Linked DNA regions of Homo sapiens: region 2 is linked to region 1. A link is an interaction called in ENCODE POLR2A ChIA-PET data of the cell type or tissue named here. Cell type or tissue: MCF 10A. All regions are shown on one strand. Links, peaks and the distances in the headings refer to the core of each region. The heading gives the core; the rest is flanking DNA. Region 1 has its middle 8.3 kb from the start of RHOB. Region 2 holds the start of LOC107985856 (a long non-coding RNA gene).

What was found. Peaks named below come from ENCODE experiments on the same cell type or tissue, not always from the same donor. Only the 100,000 strongest peaks of a DNase experiment are listed, where the experiment ranks them.
Region 2: POLR2A ChIA-PET joins it to region 1 with 7 read pairs; 22 of 35 experiments call an interaction of 5 or more read pairs at or near these places.

Annotation. Positions count from the first base shown.
Region 1 is chr2:20,436,567-20,440,962 of GRCh38, forward strand. No RefSeq gene overlaps it. Among named protein-coding and RNA genes, the nearest start is that of RHOB, 8.3 kb to the right of the region's middle. In MCF 10A, for the core only: no CTCF peak of the experiment used is centred there; DNase peaks (open chromatin) are centred at 2,115 and 2,755.
Region 2 is chr2:20,500,111-20,504,506 of GRCh38, forward strand. LOC107985856 (a long non-coding RNA gene) reads right to left here and starts at 1,414. Exons shown (of 4, transcript NR_157978.1): 1 at 1,056-1,414. In MCF 10A, for the core only: no CTCF peak of the experiment used is centred there; a DNase peak (open chromatin) is centred at 2,151.

The DNA.
Region 1 (4,396 bases), core at 119-4,118:
TGAGTACACCTACATGCTGAGTTCTATGCATCCTTTTAGCAAATCTGCAAAATGAGGGGTGGTCTTGCAGACTCCAGATTTACCTTCAGGTGAGCCTCCCCATTTCCAGTAACTGCCACCTTATACCCCACATTCCCACCGTACTGAGCTGCCTAGTACCTGGATACGCATACCTCCATATCTAGAATGCCCTCTCTTCTCTTGGATGGCTAACTTCCATGCAGCCGTCAGGAACTCAGCTTGCTTTGGTTATCCATTGCTGTGGAACAAGCGATCCCAAAACATAGTGGTTAAGACAGCAACAGTTCATTATTTCTTATGATTCTGTAGGTTGATTCAGGCAGTTCTTCTTCCCATGGGGTTGGCTGCGGTTTTAGGGTGGAGGGTTCAAATGGCCCCAGAGTTGGTGGTAGTTGGTGCTGGCCACCTGCTGATAGCTTAGCTGAGGCTATGAGTCAGGGGCCCAATTCTCCTCAATATGGGTTTCTTCACATGGCTAATTGAGTCTCCTGAAACCATGGTGGGTATTCTCCAGGAAGAAGCATTTCAAAAGAGCAAGCCCCAATGTGCAAGTACTTATCAAGCTTCAGCTTGCATATCCATGCAATGAATGCTGATGTTCCATTGGCTAAGCTAGTTACATGGCCAAGCTGAAGATCATCACGGGAAAGAACTATGCCAGGAGATGAACACTGGGGGGTGCAGCTCATAGAGGGCCACGAATGTGCAATGTACCACATAGTACAAGCCTTCACTGACCTCCTTAAGCCCCTTCCCAGTGCGTACTCATTACAATACTTGCCACACTCAGTTGAAATAGTTTAATTGTTGAGTATTGTGCTTCTATTTATGGACTGGAGCTCCATATTTATGGACTGGAGCTCTTCTGAGAGCAGGGTCTGTACCTAATTTATTCCAGTATCCCATTCCTGACCCAGACTGTGTTTGCAGAATGAGTGCTTGAATCAGAGCAGCAACTATCATCACCCACCTCGTATTTGCCAGGTTCAAGCCCTGTCTCTACCTTATTTAGGCTTAGGACATTCAATAGCTGTGAGATGCCAACTATACACAGTCCCTAAGCTCCTTAAAGCATGGCAGCCTGTCCCATGCTTTACAGAAGCATAGCCTGTCCCTGCTATAGAGAAGGCACCTACCAGGCATTAGTGGAATGAATAAATGAATGAGCGAACTTTCTAGGCATGTCGTTGAGATTTCCAAGCTATAAGACCATTCGATCCAGCAATCTCGCCACTGGGTATCTACCCAAAGGCAAGTTACCTGCACTCTTAAGTTTATCACAGCATTGTTCACAATAGCAAAGATGTGGAATCAACCTAAGTGTCATCAGTGGATGGTGGGATAAAGAAAAGGTGGTGTACATACACAATGGAATACAACTCACCCATTAAAATGAAAAAAAAAATAAAACATGTATTTTGAAGCAACATACATAGAACTAGAGGCCATTATTTTAAGTGAAACAACTCAAAAAGCCAAGTACTGCATGTTGCCACTTATAAATGGGAGGTAAATAATGTGTACATATAGACATAGACTGTGGAATAATAGACATTGGAGACTTGGAAGGGTGGGAGCGGGTGAGGGATAAAAAATTGCTTGATGGGCACAATGTACATTATTCAGGTGATGGTTACACCAAAAGCCCAGACCTCCCCACTACACACACAATATATCCATGTAACAAAACTGCATCTGTACCCCTTAAAGTTATACAAATTTTAAAAATGCATCAACTGCTTTCTTAAACATACACTGTGATGAAGCTGAGCAGAAATCACATGACCCCACAGTCCACAAATAAAGCAGGTCTATCAAAGAGCTGTCAACGAAAGAGATTTTCTGTCCTCTCCTTTCCAGTTGAGGACCCTGAGGAAGGAGAGTTGCCCTTGCTGTGCCACGTTGTGCTGAGCAGCCCGGCTGGAGCAGAAGCACAGGGTCCTCCCACCAATGCGTCCTCTGCTCCCCTATTTCCTGGTCTTGGGCAGTGGCTCCTAATATAGGTTCTGTCTCATGCTATAAACAGCTACAGACACATCTTCAGTAGTAACGCACTGGAGTGTGGAAATCAATTGTGAATTAAACTCCTCCCTATTGCAATATTCTGACATCATAAGAGAACACAAGTGAATCATCCCTGTGTAAATATACTTTGATTAGATCATTTGCTTTCAAGGCTAAAAAAAGGGAGGAGAAAAAACTGGATGTTCTGTTCCCCTCTGGATAGGCATTGGGGGTAAGATTTTCCGCCCCTCTGTGTGGTAACCCCCCTCAGCTGGAATAACAACTTCTTACTTAAGACCACATTCCTCTAGGTTCCATTCTTTGAAATATTTCATTCTTTGGACCTCAGTTTAAGCAACTAAAATAAAAGATGGTCTTGAATAATAAAACTAAACAAAAGAATGTGTTTGCTTTATTAAAGGGATTTTTTTCACTTTATGAAAGGACTGACAGTATTATTTTCAGCAGGTGAGATCCCCCTTGATCTGTTCAAAATGAAAATGAAATTCATCTAGTTCAGGAGCTATGGACTGGTTCTGTTGGCCAAATCTAGCCTGCGCTGCCCATGCATTTTCTCTCTTTTTCTTTCTCTCTCTCTTTCTTCTTATATCTTGTTTAAAGAAATAGAGACAGGGTCTGGCTATGTTGCCCAGAATCGATCCCGAACTCTTGGGCTCAAGTGATCCTCTCACCTCGGTCTCTCAAAGTGCTGGGATTACAGTAATGAGTCACAGTGCCTGGCCGCCTGTGTATTGTTTGAACAACACAGTAGTTGATTTTTAAATTCTGAGCTTCTATAGCTGCATTATGACATGTTCTCCAGTTCTTCACAAATGCTGCCACTACTTGATGTCTCACACACAGTTGTTACCTGCAGGACCCCTGAGTTTTACCTCTCATTTTACAAATGGGGAAACTGAGACCTAGAAAGGACGGTTTGCTCAAGGTCGTGAAGCTAGGACATGCCAGGGCTAAAAAGCAAGTCTCCAGCTCCCTGGCACAAGACTCCCTCCCTTCTGCTCACTGCATCTCCACACCACTTTCTTGTAGCTTTCGTTAAATTAATAAAAGTGCAATTTCAGCATACGCCACTAAACTGGCAAGCATTTGCAGGGGTGGATTTTGTAGCGACAGCACTTACCCAATGGGAAGTTGTTGCAACCTTCCTCTTTCCTTTCTGTCCTCCCAATTCTCAGGGTTGGAGGAACCTCACACTTTGCTGTCATCAGGCAAACCTCATGCATGGGCAAGGAGCATCATTTTTCTACTTCTACCCATCACAGCTTCTCCTTTCTATCAAACCACACAAGCAGAATCTTTCTCCATATAAAATCCACACAGTAAATGTTTCAGATGGTACAAATGGGCTTGTCTTTCATTTTGAATTTTTTTTTTTTTTTTTTGAGACAAGACCTCACTCTGTAGCTCAGGCTGGAGTGTGGTGGCGTGATCATGACTCGTTGCAGCCTCAACCTCCTGGGCTCAAGTGATCCTCCCACCTTAGCCTCTCAAGTAGCTGGGACCACAGGTGCATGCCACCATGCCCAGCTAATTTATTTATTTATTTATTTATTTATTTATTTATACAGATGAAGTCTGCCTATGTTGCCCAGGCTGGTCTCAAACTCCTGGGCTCAAGCAGTCCTCCCACCTTTGCCTCCCAAAGCGCTGGAATTACAGGCATGAGCCACTGCACCCAGCAAAGCTTTTCTTTCTGGAAAAATCCTACTTGTTATTCAAGGCACTGTTCAAATGTTGCGTCCAGTGGGAAGCCAACTCCACTATTCATTTACATATTTTTAACATCATGTAGCATAGCGTGGGGTGTGCGGTGTGTGGGCCTACTTGCCTCCTCACCTTTCCCTCCTTCAGCTCCCCTTGTCTACTCTGTCCCCTCCATCTTTGTTTACTGACTTGAATTGAGAGGATTGAGGCTCATAGAAGACTTCCTGAAAACAATCCACACCCACCACTTTTCTACCAAAATTGAACAAGGACTAGATTTTGATTCTCTTTTTTGGAAAGGAAAATAGGTCACCATGCAAAAAGGCCCAAGCAGCTTCTCCTGTTCAAGAAAATGCTGTCTGGTGTTGGGGATGAGTTGGAGAGCTTTGGGGAGGGAGTTGCTATAGGGGAGGAGCTGAAAAGGACAGAGGTGGCAGGTATAGAAAGCAATCAGTCAATGCAAGAGGGCAGTCTCCAAATTGCTCCAAACCTCAGTGTTCATCTGTATCTGAACCTCTCTGAAACCCAGTGATGAGCTTAGGACAAATGAAAAGAAGTCTTACCAGCAGAAAGATGAACGAATTTTAGGGGACTCATGTCAGCACTGACTCTCCCTTGGGAGGATGGTGGCTGAAGGAGGAGCCAG
Region 2 (4,396 bases), core at 136-4,135, 64 kb after region 1:
CTGCAAAGTGGAAGGTGGTTTGTGTCAAGGGGCTGTGGACAGGCAGAGGGGCAGAGGTTTTGATTGAGGGTGGGAAGAAAAAGAGATAAGGAACGCTTTCTGGGGTAGGTATCATTGGAGATAGGCCTTGGAGGATGCGAAGGATTTTAACAGGTGAGAGTCGTGGCCACTCCGTTCCCTTTGCCTAGCATGGGCATCAGACCAAAGGGCACAGGTGAGCAGACCCCCAGGGGCAGGAAGGAATGGGGAGGCTACGAGTCCAAGAAGAACTGATGATGCATAAATGGCACAAAGGAATATAGATCTCGTCCTCTAGGAGACTGGAAACGGGACCCAGGGGAGATTTTAAATGGGGGAGTAACAGATTTGTATTTAAAATCCCACTGATTGCAGCAAAGAGACTGGATTGGATTGGAAGTGGGGAAAGTGAAAACAAAAGGCAATTAAAATGGTGCAGGGAGAAATGATGACTTGAACTAAAGGAGCGGGAATAAAAGAGTAAAGGAGAGAAATGTGAGAACACTGGGGAAGGGGGTAGAATTCATAGAATTTTGTGATTTGTGGGAAGATCGAGACCATCCTGTTAACACGGTGAAACCCTGTCTCTACTGAAAATACAAAAAAATGGCCTGGTGTGGTGGTGCGTGCCTGTAGTCCCAGCCACTTGAGAGGCTGAGGCAGAAGAATTGTTTGAACCCGGGAGGCTGAGGTTGCAGTGAGCCGAGATTGCACCACTGCACTCCAGCCTGGGTGACAGAGTGAGACCCAGGCTCACTCAAAAAAAAAAAAAAAAAAAGAAAAGAAAGAATTTTGTGATTTATCTTTATTAGTAGGCATGTGTGCATGCAACTGGGTGTGTCCAAGAAGGGAGTCAGAGAGGAGGCTGAAATACCCTGAGGGAATTGCCAGTATTCCCTAGGGATGGAAAGCTATGACCACAAATAAGAAAGCTGGAGGTGAGGTGGGGGCTGGATTAAAGGGAGATGGAATTCAGACAGGGATCTGCTGAGTTTTAGGTGCTTCTTTGCTAGCCTTGGGCAGCGAGATACACTTACCTGCTATACACTGCCCAGGAAGAATCCCTGGTACTGCAGTGTGGATGGGGTCTCCAGCTTCTAGGCATGGACACGTTTGGAAAGGTGAGAAAACGTGAGAAAACAACAGTGGGCCCAGGGGACCGGTGCTCAGCATACCAAGGTCCTGCACCGGCACCGGTCTCTGAGTTCCCTCAGTTTTTATTGGTTATTATCTTCATTATTTCAGCAAAAAGGAATGTAGTAGGAGGGCAGGGTGATAATAAGGAGAAGGTCAGCAACAAACATGTGAGCAATAGAATCTACGTCATAATGAAGTTCAAGGGAAGGTACTATGCCTGGATGTGCACGTAAGCCAGATTTATGTTTCTCTCTACCCAAATATCTTAGCAGAGTAAAGAATACCAAGGCAGCATTGCTGCAAACATGTCTTTCCTCCCACCATAGGGCGATTTTTCTCCTATCTCAGAATTGAACAAATGTACAGTCGGGTTTTATACCGAGACATTCAGTTCCCAGGGGCAGGCAGGAGACAGTGGCCTTCCTCTATCTCACCTGCAAGAGGCTTTCCTCTTTGACTAATCCACCTCAGCACAGACCCTTTACGGGTGTCGGGCTGGGGGACGGTCAGGTCTTTCTCATCTCACGAGGCCATATTTCAGACTATCACATGGGGAGAAACCTTGGACAATACCCCGCTTTCAAAGGCAGAGGTCCCTGTGGCTTTCCGCAGTGCATTGTGCCCCTGGTTTATTGAGACTAGAGAATGGCGATGACTTTTACCATGTATACTGCTTGTAAACATTTTGTTAACAAGGCACGTCCTGCACAGCCCTAGATCCCTTAAACCTTGATTTCATACAACATATGTTTTTGTGAGCTCCAGATTGGGTCAAAGTGGTCGGGTCAAACTGGCTGGGGCAAAGCTACAAATTAACAACATCTCAGCAAAACAATTGTTCAAAGTACAGGTCTTTTTCAAAATGGAGTCTTTTATGTCTTTCCTTTCTACATAGACACAGTAACAGTCTGATCTCTCTTTCTTTTCCCTACAATGATCATGAGTCACACATGCACATCTGTTGTTACAACATTCTATCAGATGCCAGATCACCCTCCTTCCATCACGTCACAAGCTGTAAGACCCGACTTGCGTAAGCAATCTCCTGGGCTTTTTGAGGGTTAAGTATTATGTTTATTGCAGCACCTATGCTTTTCTATTTTTTATTTTATTTTATTTTATTTTTGAGTCAGAGTCTTGCTCTGTTGCCCAGGCTGGAGTGCAGTGGTGCCATCTCGGCTCACTGCAAGCCCTGCCTCCCGGGTTCACACCATTCTCCTGCCTCAGTCTCCCAAGTAGCTGGGACTACAGGTGACTGCCACAACGCCCGAATAATTTTTCTTTTTTTCGTATTTTTTAGTAGAGACGGAGTTTCACCATGTTAGCCAGGATGGTGTCGATCTCCTGACCTCGTGATCCTCCCGCCTCAGCCTTCCAAAGTGCTGGGATTATAGGCGTGAGCCACCACGCCCGGCTGCAGCACCTACGCTTTTCTTAACCACTTAACATGTGTAAAACTGCACTGCCTCTTTTATTAGCACTTCTCTCTCTTTTTCAAATGTGTCACTGATGAAGTTTTCAAGCGTTGTTCCCCTAACTCCATTTTCCCATAAGCCTCATGGTTCCTATTGTGGAATTTTGCATAGTGCAAGGAATTTTAGGAACACACATGTTGTGTTATAGCAGAACTGATGGTACTCCCTTTTCCTTGATTTGTCTTATAAAGGTTTTGTTATTGGAATTACAGCTTGTTTGTTAGAATTGAGATTCAAAAGTATACTGTGATTAGTTGCTATATCTCTTAAATATTCCTCTCTCTCTTTCTCTGTCTCTCTCTCTCTGGTATATAAATATTTAAAGACACTAAGTGGTATGTCCTGTAGGGTTTCTTAGAGTCTAGATTTTGATTATTGTCTCCCATGGTGTCCTTTAACCATGCTATTCCCTGCGTTTCTTTTAAACCGGTACGTAGTAAGATTAGAGACTTGATCAGACTCAGGTTCTATGTTTATGACAAGACTGCATTATAGGGGGTGCTCAGATGGTACATAACACCTGCCTGTCCCTCTTTTCATGGAGTTAACATTACTGTTGATTCTTATCTTTATTATTTCATTTATTAGGGGGTGCAAAATGGTGACATGCTAGTTCTACCATTCCTTCTTCATTTATTAGTCAGAATAGTTCTAAAATGAATTTTTTTCTTATTTATGATCTGAATATCTTGAGGTCCAATTCATACAGGAGAGGCAGAATAAATGCTTGTTTCCCATTATTTTTCAGTTTTTCAAGTAATGAGTAGTTTTCTTGAATCTTCCAAAAGTGACCAATAAAGTTTTGTTTCGTTCAATATCATTATAAACTCATGAATTTAAGTATGTTTGATGCACTTTAATCCATTGTGGTTCTTTTTCTTTTTCTTTTCTTTCTTTTCTTTTTTTTCTTTTTTTTTGGTGAGACAGAGTTTCACTCTTGTTGCCCAGGCTGGAGTGCAATGGCGCAACCTTGGCTCACTACAACCTTTGCCTCCTGGGTTCAAGTGATTCTCCTGCCTCAGCCTCCCAAGTAGCTGAGATTATAGGTGCCCGCCACCATGCCCGGCTAATTTTTGTATTTTCGTAGAGACGGGGTTTCACCATCTGGTCTCTACTAAAGAGACCAGGCTTGTGTTTGGAAAGACCATTACAGGCTGGCCTCAAACTCCTGACCTCAGGTGATCTACCCACCTCGGCCTCCCAAAGTGCTGGGGTTATAGGCGTGAGCCACCACGCCCGGCCCATTGTGGTTATTTTTATATTTATCCTCAAATTGCCCCATTTTTAGCTGGTGGAAGCTTATTGAAATTAGTTCTTCAGTCCTTCTGACATTATCCCAGTAGTCTTCAGCTTTAGTATAACAAGAAGTTTTAGGCTCTTGTACATTTCCTTCCTTGGACTTGGACTCAGTCATTTCTCCAAGGAGTCCTGGTTCCTGTCACTGGGAAATGCTATTCAGAGGCCACAATCTAGGTGTCTTAGCTCAGGATGCCATAACAAAATACCACACCAGGTGACTTAAACCACAGAAATTTACTTCTTCTAGTTCTAGAGTCTGGGAAGTTCAAGAGCAAAGTACCAGCCTGGTAGGTTTCATTCTGAGGCTTCTTCTCTTGGCTTGTGGGTGGCTGCCATCTCACTGTGTGTTCATATGACCTCTTCTTTGTGGACAGAGAGAATGAGCCCTTTGGTGTCTCTTCTTATAAGGTCACTAATCCCTTTATGAGGGCTCTGCCTTCATGACCTCATCTAACCCAAAGTAATTA